2 separate regions of the Homo sapiens genome follow, and region 2 is linked to region 1. The links are chromatin contacts, found by Hi-C or POLR2A ChIA-PET in ENCODE. All regions are on one chromosome and are shown on one strand. Each heading gives the region's core, a stretch centred on a gene start or an enhancer-like site at or near the end of the contact. The rest is flanking DNA. Distances are from core to core; before and after follow the strand shown. Region 1 has its middle 360 kb from the start of NR2F2-AS1. Region 2 overlaps NR2F2-AS1 (NR2F2 antisense RNA 1).

The links. A loop is a pair of places that touch in the nucleus more often than their neighbours do. ChIA-PET counts read pairs that join two places held with the same protein, here RNA polymerase II (POLR2A). Pooled maps may share reads with other maps.
Region 2: a map with no recorded cell type shows a loop between it and region 1 (2.7-fold over the local background). The contact joins two enhancer-like sites. A Hi-C loop is called at or near these places in 1 of 168 maps with a recorded cell type or tissue (GM12878), 4 of 37 single-sample maps with no recorded cell type and 3 of 50 pooled maps. POLR2A ChIA-PET finds 5 or more read pairs at or near these places in 1 of 52 experiments (GM12878).

What each region holds. Positions count from the first base shown.
Region 1 is chr15:95,968,808-95,974,353 of GRCh38, reverse strand. No RefSeq gene overlaps it. Among named protein-coding and RNA genes, the nearest start is that of NR2F2-AS1, 360 kb to the left of the region's middle. Within about 2 kb of position 2,178, at least 4 of the 41 ENCODE cell types and tissues checked have a DNase peak (open chromatin) inside an H3K27ac peak, as active enhancers do.
Region 2 is chr15:96,228,044-96,233,589 of GRCh38, reverse strand. All of the region lies in intron 2 of NR2F2-AS1 (NR2F2 antisense RNA 1), which reads left to right. Among named protein-coding and RNA genes, the nearest start is that of NR2F2-AS1, 96 kb to the left of the region's middle. Within about 2 kb of position 2,754, at least 4 of the 41 ENCODE cell types and tissues checked have a DNase peak (open chromatin) inside an H3K27ac peak, as active enhancers do.

The DNA of each region.
Region 1 (5,546 bases), core at 929-3,428:
TTGTTTGGCTTTTTCTTAATCTTAGGTATAGATTTTCCTAGAAAAAAAAACCTAGGATGGTTCTGCCTACCTCCTCCTTGCAAGACAGAAGTATCATCAGCGTGCTGTTTTCAGTTTTATTGGTAGATCTCTCACAATGTGCTCTAATCTTTGAAACTGGGAAGGGAAAAGGAACCTCCCTGCTGAATTCCCCTCACAGCCCCTCTGCTGCGGGGCCCTGAGGCTCTGGAACCAGGCAGGGGTCGGGGGAGCGCAGTCTTTAGCTGTGCTCCTGCCCACTCATTACTTCCTCTATGAACCACAGCAGAGTTATGCTTGGACAATTTGCCCTGTTGTTCTCCACTCTTCATTGCCTTTTGCACCAGTCAGAACAAAACGCTGAGTCTCCCATGGATCAGAAAGAAGGGGAAAAAGGGGGCTTATCCATTCTCACCCATACACACCACACACACACACACATACACACCACGCACACACACACGAAAATATAATGCCTGTTTTCAAGCACCAGTTATGTACTAAGCACTTTGTATATACTGTATGCAAATTTCTCTTCATCCTTATAAACTAGCTGTTAGTTATTATCTCCTTTGTGCTCATTTGATCACTGAGCTTCAAGGGCCATACAAGCAGGCTCAGCTGACCTGACAGGACCTTGGGCAGAGAGGGCTGTCAAGAAGGTCCCCAATTCAGCCTTCTGCTGCCTTCTACATCTTGCAGCACATTTGCCCCTTTGAGATAACTGAAATTTTTTGAGCCTTCTGCTACTTGAGAAGATATGCTCCCTGGAGTTTCTATCCTTTGCAAAATCCTGGGCAACCTTGTCCGTTCTTCTGTCTCCCAAATCTGGACCTAGAATCCCTAACATCTCACCTAAGCTCGTGATGGGCATATCCAGGGACTTCTAAATTCATCTTCTGGCTATTCATGAAGAGTTAGCATCCTCTTTGCCCCACTCCACCCGCAACACACATATACATTCTTTATCTGCTATTATTCCCTGACATTTAAGACAGAAACCAGGAGTCACCCTCAGTTCATCTCTCCCCTCTAGTCTCCCATCTAACTGATCAGTGTGTCTTGCAGGACTGACGAGGGCAAAGCTGGGCCTCAGTGCTCCCGATACTCAGGCCCCAGTGGCCTCTTTTTGGAACAATTGTTTTGGACTCTTTCACTGACTCCTCTGCCTTAGGTCTCACTGGCTTTGATCCCGCTTTTCTATGGTGGCCAGAGGGACCTTTCTAAGATGCAGAACTAACCAGACCACTCTCTAAACAGAAAATTAAGAAACCCTGCAGAGAGCAAGTCCAGGCCCAGTCCTGCAGCATTGAGGCCTGCCTCCTCTCCGTCGCACTTTTATCTTGCAGTCTGATCTCCAAGCCCCACTCCCTTTGGAATATGCTAGGGGCTCAAGTGGTGTGAATGTCCCCAACCTCCAGGCTGCTGGTCTAGTTGTATGAGATACTCTCATTGCGTACAGTGCCCATATCCTTACAGTTAAAGCCTGTTTAAGACAACCCTGCCTTTCCTGCCATAACCTCACACTGACTAGAGACACACGCAAATGGGCAGGCATGCGTGCCCCCCACCCTGCCAAACACAAGGCAAGCCAGGCGTGCTTCTCTTTAACCATTATAAAGATGAATTTGTCTGCCCTCTCTTTCTTTGAAGAAGTCATCTCCTTGAGGACAGGCATTGTGTCTCTCTTCCAGTTGTCTCCAGCCCCTTGCCCAGGCACCTCCAGGATCATATTTGTTGCGTGGTTGATTTGTCCACTGCCAGATGTTCAGGAGCATGTGTTTCTTTGTGGAAGCTCTGCACTGCCACAGCCTACTGTGGTGCAGAGTCAGTGACTAATAAATGCTGGAATGAGGAGAAGTCATCCCGGCCTCCTCACTTCTCCTTCTTCACAGAAGGACTTCGCTGGCTATTCAAGTCCTGCCCTTCCTCCAGCAGAAACGTTCCTCTCTAATCGCTCTGTTGCAGATAGGTTTTTCTCAGCAGCTGGATGGTTCTGGCTATCTTGAGTCAATTTTCATTCTTGCAACACAGAGGATTTTTGAAAACACTTTCAGAACTTGGGAGCAGCGAGAAGCAGACAGTGCATGATTGCATTGGGACTCAAGAGCAAACCTCAGCTTCCTGGCTGTGGCCATGTGCCAGGCACTGGCGCTAGTGAAGACAGAAAAGTCTTTTGAAGTGCTGCAGATTTAAACCAGGGAATCAGTTAACATCTCCCCAAGCAGCCAGTAGTGGGAACAAGAAGTGTATTTGATAATGGAGAGATGCTGGGAGAATGGCTGAGTCTGTGCTTCCCTTGTGATAAAGGATGCTACAGAGCAGAAATTAAAACGAGAGGACTAGGGGGTGGCAAAGCTGCTCTCATTACAAGAGCGGCAGGCATGGGGTTATTGTGTAGGAAGAAATCGGGCATGAGATTGGAGGGCCTTATGAAGGCTTGCACGGGTATTTCCTTGTTGGTACTTGTGATGGAAATCCAGTTGCTAGCAGAGTTGTAATAGAAAGTGCCTCTCCTGGATTCCTTGATTCCTCGTGATGAATTTTTAGGTAACCGTGAGGAAGAGAGCAGGCAGCACCAGCCCTGAGGGATGGGCACCCCTTTGCTTATGTTCTTCAATTTCATCATACTTTCCTTTCACAGTATCAGTACTGTTCGTGTGCGTGCGTCCATACAGGCAGCAGTGGAAAACGGAAAGCGTATGGACTTCAAGTTTGAATTCACACCAGAGTTGAAATACAGTTCTTTCTCATATGTGCAACACTAAACAAATTGTTTCACTTCTTTGAAGCTAAATGTCCTACTATGTTAAATAGAAAAACTATTACTGAACTCATAGGGTTATGATAAAGATAAAACAATATATTATGAATGCTCTCAGCTCTGGCCAAACTTGTCAACTGTAAATCTGAAGTTTTCATCATATGTTATTTGTATTTAGAATGCTTGGAGTTCTTAAACATCTTTCTAGCCTCTTTTCATCTGAATACAGGTACATTAAAAAAAAATACTGCCAGGGCCAGGCGCGATGGCTGACTCCTGTAATCCCGGCACTTTGGGAGGCCGAGGTGGGTGGATCACCTGAGGTCAGGAGTTCGAGACCAGCCTGGCCAACATGGGGAAACCCCGTCTGTACTAAAAATACAAAAATTAGCCACACGTGGTAGTTGGCGCCTGTAGTCTCAGCTACTCGGGAAGCTGAGGCAGGAGAATCGCTTGAACCTGGGAGACGGAGGTTGCATTGAGCCGAGATCGCGCCACTACACTCCAGCCTGGGTGACAAGAGCAAAACTCCATCTCAAAAAAAAAAAAAAAAAACGAGCAAAAAAACCCCAACAAACTGCCAGGTGTCCATGATTTACAACCAGAGATTACCACGAAGCCTTTTTATAACAGCCCAAGCAAATCAAATCCAATGTGATCATATTAAAATAAAATAATACATTTGTAGTATGGCCCAATAAGCTATCAGAGTGATGGAAACACTCCACAGATCTATTAGCTGTTGATTATTAGAATTATTAGTAAGTGGTTTAATGCATTAATGTAAAATTAAAACCATTTTCTTTATTTTTGGAGGGAAAATTTGACCAAAAAACCTATGAGGAAGTGTTCCATTACCATTTTGTACCAGCCTAACTGAAATGTCACTGCCTATGTCCACTGATTAAACAAATGCTGAAATGGAAGTAAGCAGTTTTCTTCTAATGATGTAGAAATTCCCCCCACGAATCCAGGTGTCACTGCCTAAAGATCAAGTGACTAATTGCAGTGGATACTAGTGGGCCAGGACCATAGCCTAGAAACGTCATGCTGCCAGGGCTCACATGACCTTAAGGGAAAGACCCAAGACTGTCACCAATAAGACTCACATGTTTGCAGATCTTAATGGAAAAACCATGTTCTAAACTAATTAATTCCCTGTTTGTATAATACAGTCACACTTAGCGTACTGTGTGCTCTTTGTAATCTAATTTCTGTTGAATTGCTTTTTACAATCTGCTCAAAATGTGTTTATAACAGAGAATCATTATAAGAATAACTTCTTTTCCCTTTCAGCTTTCCTCTGTTTCTCTCTCTCCTTCCTTCCCCCTTCCTTCCCTCCCTCCTCCCTTTCCTTCCCTTTTTTTCCTTTCCCTTCCCTTCGCTTCCTTCTTCCTTCTTTCCATATCTCCTCCCTACTCCTTCCTTCCTTCCTTCCTTCCATTTTTCTTTCTTTCTCAACTTTAAAATGTGCTTCCCTTTGTTAAATAGATCAAATGAGTTCAGGAATCCAAATTTCTTCCTTGTTCTTTTTATTTTCTCCTTAGTCGTCTTCTTTTGCTTATTGCTTTATGGAGAAAGGTAACTTCTTTTCTTTCAAGAGATTACTAAGTGGTCAATACATATCCATGAGTTCCTGTCTTCTGAGCTGCTCTTAAATTACCTTAAAACACTTCAAATATTTCCTGAAGGTTTTCTATACTAAGCACCTGGGATAGAGAGCTATAACCTGTGAGGTTTACTACCCTCAAGGAAATCAAATACACTCTATTAAAAATGAGAAAGAAGTGTACATTTCAGCACACATTCATTTATTCATTTTTTTCACCTTTTCTTTAATTTTTAAATAACTTTAAAAATAGTTCGAGGCATATAAATTGTAAAAATAGCACAGAGACTTCCCTTGTACCAGCCTTCTCCAATGCACAAAATGTTATGCATATCTGTAATGCATTTTCAAAACCGGGAAACTGACATTGGTACAATGCTGTTTACTCAAATAGAGACTCTATTTGCTTGACTATTTTTAAGTGTTTTGAGACTCAAGAATAGTGTGTTCCAAGGAGAAGATTCTCAACCGAGGATGATTTTGTCCCCCAAGAGACATTTGACAATATTGAGAGACATTGTTGGTTGTCATAATTGTCAGGGTGGGATTACAATACTGGTATCTAGTGAACAGAGGCCACAGATATTGCTAAACACCTTAGAATACTTTGGTAGCCCTTACAGAAAAGAATCATCTAGCTCAAAATGTCAATAGTGCCAAGGTTGGGAAAACCTGCTTTAGAGAACCATAAGCCTCGTGGCAAATCACTTCTCACTTGATCGTATCAGCACCATTTAAACCAGGGAATTCAAACTCAAATATCTACAGCGGCCAGCCAGGCAGTGGTCAAGAGTGCAGCAGACTAGGTAGAGTGTGTAGAACCAGAAAGCACATTCCCTGCCCAAAGGGAGAAGCTACTGCTCACTCAAGTGGGGCTTGCCATGATGAAGCATAGGCCAACTTTGCTGGGTCATCAGATTTTCCCTAGAAGCCAGACTTGGAAATGTAGGCAAAGCCAGAGGGCTGACCTGTTCGGGAGGACATTGCGGGCAATTGTTGCCCTAGAGCACAAACTTGGATCCATTGGTAAAGGCTCCTAGCTTTCTAGTTCTCTACCGTGTACCTGGGTCTGCTGCACTCTTGACCACTGCCTGGCTGGCAATGTGGATATTTTAGTTTGAATTCCCTGGTTTAAATGATGCTGATATGATCAAG
Region 2 (5,546 bases), core at 1,505-4,004, 260 kb before region 1:
AGTCAGAGAAACTTGGCTTTAAATCCAGACGCCAGCATTTAACTAGCGATGTGAAGTTAGGCAGATCACTTAACCTCTTTGAGCCCCAGATTCTTCCATTCACATGCTATGAACCTGATACCATCATCATGGTGGGTGCTTCATAGTCAACGCAGGGAAGTCAGATGGAGACTGATCCATGAGCCCCATGACCCAGCTGTCCTGCTCCTGGGAGTGGAACCCATCCCAGCATTGGGTGTGGTGGTGAGGATGGGGTGACTGAGGTGTTTTTCGCTGGGGAGATGGGTAGTGAGATGTCAGGGAGGCTCATCATACAATGCTATGCAGCAGTATGAAGCAGTGCAGATTAAATCTTAAAAACTGACTAAGAGGGAGGAAAACCACAAAAACATCTGTGGGCACCATTTATGTATAAACATACATATGTGTATATATGTAAACATGTATGTATATATATGCTTATACATAAACGTATGTGTATATAAGGTACATATACAGACAGAGCAAGGAAATTTGGGGTGTCTTATGAGAATGCATACAAACTCAAGGATGTCATCGAACACAATACTGCTATTGTTTATGGGTTGTGGGAGGAAAATGGAAGGGGAAAAGGAGATAAAAGTTAATGAACACATGAGTGAAGGGCTTGGCACAAACTTGTAACGATAGCGTGCTATGAGTTGAGGAGTATGACTTACTCAATGTTCTGTCCTGGGTCTAAAAGAAAAAGAAAAGTTCAACAAAAAAGTCAAGGGAAGGGGGAGAATATAATTCTCAGTAATGCTACGGGGGCTTCAGGGTCTGGGTGTGAGGACCGGCACCCATGTGGCTATGGAATAGCTCTCTCCCTTGGCTCTCTCTCTCTCTGTTGAGAGTGGGAAGAAATTTCAGGAGAAATATAAGGCATGGCCCAAGATACTCATTTGCTCTTATGTGAACTCTCGGTCTCTCAGTTTCTAGTTGCCTAAAGGCACTTCTCTAATTTTTCCCAATTCTCATTGCAGACCCAGTTTTGGTGACTTGGTCACTGCAGACCTTTCAGAATGTGTGGTGCTCATTCTTGTTAAACCAGTTGAGAATTTCCCCAATCCTTTGGCCCTGCGCACAAGTGTAGCTGCTCTTCCAATCAATGGGACCTTTGTATGCAGCAGGGCGGAAGGATATTATTATGTGACAAATGACCACAGGGAAACTCCCATTATTTTCCTTGTGTCTGAGAAATTATAAATGTGTAATAAGGAACACTTTGTAGTAACCCTTGTTAATTTATGATTTTAAATATGAATGTGAATTTATTGGAATGACACAATAAAGAGTCACCATGGGCACCGATTATAATTATCACCAAGTACAATGAAGCAGAGAAAGAAACTATCTCGCTCCTAAATGGCATCATCCATATAAGCCTTGCCTTGTTCAAAGCTACTCTGTAGTATTTTCTTTTAAATAAAATAAATAAGGCACAAATAAACAACATAACCTAAAGAGGAGATGGAATGGTCTATTTCTTTTTGTTTTTTGGAAGCTAAATTTTTGAGATAACATTAAAGATAAAAATCAGCAAGACACCTCTGGGCTACGAGAGGCTACTCTTATGTCACATGTCCATTTATCACCATCATCTTCTCTATGTTCTCTTCCCTTCCCCCCACTTTCTCCTCCTCCTACTTCTTGATTAGCCAGTCAGATGTCTTATTCTTCTGAAGGAAGTGATTTGTTCAGAGATGGGTACATGATACCAGGCTCTGCCAATACAAGGCTTGCCTGAGACATTGGTTGGAGATGTAAAGAAAGAAGTATGCTCACTTCTAGAAGAGCCACATATAAACCATTAACTGCAGTGAAGAAAGCCTGATGAAGGATGCCAATGGAGAAGGAAGCAGAGCAGCACAGAGCAGGAGCAATAGTTAGATGCGCATGATGACATTACTTGAGTACCTGGATCCAGCCACACCTGAAAACTGAACTCTCTAAACTCCTCACTTATTGGAACTAATATGTTTCTCCTTTTTGGTTTTAGTTGGTTTCAGTTGACTTTTTACTCATGGCAAACCAAAGATTTTTTTTTTTTTTTTTGAGACACAGTCTCATTTTATCACCCAAGCTGGAGTGCAGTGGCGCAATCTTGGCTCACTGCAACCTCCACCTCCCGGGCTCAAGCAATTCTCCTGTCTCCACCTCCCAGGCAGCTGGAATTGCAGGCATGCACTACCACGCCCAGTTATTATTATTATTATTATTATTATTATTATTATTATTTGTATTTTTAGTAGAGATGGGGTTTCATGATGTTGGCCAGGCTGGTCTCGAACTCCTGACCTCAGGTGATCCACCTGCCTCGGCCTCCCAAAGTGCTGGGATTACAGGTGTGAGCTGCTGCACCCAGCCAGCAAACCAAAGATTTCTGAGTAACACACCAAGTAAGAAAGGCAAACACTGCCACACTGGGAAGCACACACTCATTTATTAAACATTTAGCATGTCTTACTCTAGAACAGGAAGAGCATTTGTACAGATCATATGACTCATTTGAATCAATTTCAAACAAAGAGAACAAGTCTGTGCGTTAGTTCAAAGATGCCTGCCATATCTTTGGGTATCTAAATAAGTTCGCATGTGTGCTTTTACTTTAATAACCAAAAAGAAATGTGGCCATAGGTTGGGTTACCTGGATCATATATTCTAACTAGACAGTAATTCATAAATTCTGTGCCAGCAGTTTCATTTGTGACTACAGTTGCGTGAAGTCATGAAGAACTACTTTAATAGTCATAAGGTGATGAGCTGTATGACCTAAGGCAATTTACTTAACTTCTTTGTACTGTCAGTGTTTATCTGTCAAGTGGCAATAATAAGAGTATCTACTTCAACCAAACTTCCACCAATTCTTCTGAGTAATAAATAAGCAAATATATGTTAAGTGCTTAGAATGGTGGCTGGCACACTCACTCAGTAAATAATAGCTATTGTTATTCATTATCACCACCACCATCAACTTCATGTAGGAAGCTTCACAAGCAGTTTGAATAACTTGCAAATATGCAGAACTTTATTTACCACTTACAAAGTACTTTTGCCTGCATCATCCAATTTGAAACAGTAAATCTATGCTGCCACACAATATGCGTTTTACAGTTTGCCTTCTTGCAATTGAAAAGAGCAGTTTTTTTCAAATATTTACATAATATTTTGCAAGATGCACTGAATCTCGTATCACATATGAATGACTGAGGAACACTTTTTTTTTTTTCCTGCAGAAGAGTTAAACAAAAACATTTAAAATACAAATGTGGACTGGTTCTGGATATCTTTTACCAAGATTGGAAATTTAACTGCTTAATAAAACTTTGGTTATACCTGTTATATTTGTCAACAGACCTAATCATGGGAAATAAAATGTTACTTTGTTAAGAGTTACTTTATCTTTTCCTTAATATATCACTGATATCAAAAAGAAAAGGGTGAAGCAAATTCATACTTTCATGTCATTGGTCATTTAAAATATTTTTAAAGTTGGACCTCCTGAAAGACTTAGTGTGTTTCATGTCACCAACGTAAGCAGATTGTTGAATTTGACACATCTAAAAGTTTTCTTTGTTTATGGAATTTTCTCACAAAGACCTGCTTTCAAAATGCTAAAATATTCATTCATACTAAGAGTTTTGTTGTTGTTGTTGTTGTTGTTGTTTTGTTGTTTTCCCCCACACGAAGAAGCTTTGAATTAACTGGGTAAAATTTTTCAATAGTCTTTTTTCTTTTTTTTGAGATGGAGTCTCGCTCTGTCTCCAGGCTGGAGTACAGTGGCGCCATCTCGGCTCACTGCAACCTCTGCCTCCTGGGTTCAAGCGATTCTCCTGCCTCAGCCTCCCGAGGGGCTGGGACTACAGGCGAGTGCCCCCATGCCCAGCTAATTTTTGTACTTTTAGTAGAGACGGGGTTTCACCATGTTGGCCAGAATGGTCTCGATCTCTTGACCTCGTGATCTGCCCGCCTCGGCCTCCCAAAGTGCTGGGATTACAGGCGTGAGCCACTGCGTCCAGCCCTCAATAGTCTTGTTTAAGGAGATGATACAATTTTATTCTTGTATCAATTTCTAGAATTCATCAAAGTTTGCTAGTAATTCTTTTATTTTGGACCTTGATGGTATTTTATCCAATTCAGGGAAAACACACCTGCTTTAATAACTGCTAAGGGGACAAGGATGGTGTGGGAGGAAAGATTTATATAACTAGTTTTACAAGTGTAAATTTTAATAATTTCTTGTATAGCAAAACAAAAACCAAAAAGCATATACAATAAAACTTTCTTTGGTATTTAGATGGTATTTTTCTTGTCAGAGCTTTGGCCAGAAGCTAGAAGAAACAATTGAGTTCTGAATTGTTCTCCTCTGTTTAGGCTACCGTGTTACTAAAAGGCTTCTGATATTGCAACTTTTTTTTTTTTATAGTTAGTAAGTGTTCCTCGCTTGTATCCTTGATGGACTAATCTATTCCCCACCTAGAGAGTTTGAGTTATTTTCTCAAGAGTAGTTAGTTGTATTTTCTTCATTGTGTATCACAAGGTAAATGCTAAATTCTAGACATATATTGACACTCACAATTATGGACACCAATCATTTTGTGAAGGTAAGCCATACTTTTTAGGTTTTATGAATACTGAATGCATTTTAAAAGACAGCCAGATTCTCCCAGTGTTTACACAATGGGACTAAATGAGTGTTAATAACTTAGGTCTCTTAGAAGCTGTATGAAGATATGCTAACAAAATTCTTTGCTAATACACAGAAGAGATATGCCAGTGTTGGTGGTGTGTCTGTCCTAGAGAAAGGAACCCTAGGGACAGGCTTTCTTATTCAGCTTCATATCATCAATGAGCATTTCAGGGACCTTAGTGCTAAGTGTTCTTGAAGTGATGCTCAAATTTTAAATTTAAACTTCGCAAATTTTATGCACATATTTTAGGTGAGTAATGCAAGTTCAATCCAACACTCCATACACAAAGGGCACCTGGATATTCCTAGGTCTCAGTTATGGGAATACATGAAGTCAAATGAACATTCATAGCTCTTGAGATCCTTCCATGGCCCCAACAAGACCACCTGTCATGGCTGGTCCCTTCTTTTGCTTCATCTGGGCTCCACTGGGCCCAGCAGTTCTCCACTGTTGTTCCTGGAGGAGTCAGAGTGGCTGTGAAGTCTGTGGTGAAGTGTGTGGGGCAGATCCCTCTGTCTGTGTGTCTCACTTCATCACTTTAGCCTGTAGGCAGTACAGTTTGGACCTGAGTCTCATAATGGCTTTTGTGAAAGAGCGCATCAGACTGAGTTTCTGGCACCATCTGGGAAACACACAGCATTCTCTTCCATCTTGGCTTCCCATGTCTTCCCAGAACCTTGTGTTCCAAAGTTCTTTTTAGTCCAGACCCTCAGCAGTGTTGGACATAAATTCACGCAGATACGTGTTTTGGGGATAGCAGGGTAGGAAGTTTGTAGCCCCATAAGTCTTAGCACATGCCACACTACTATTAATATGTTTCCTTTTGACGGATGG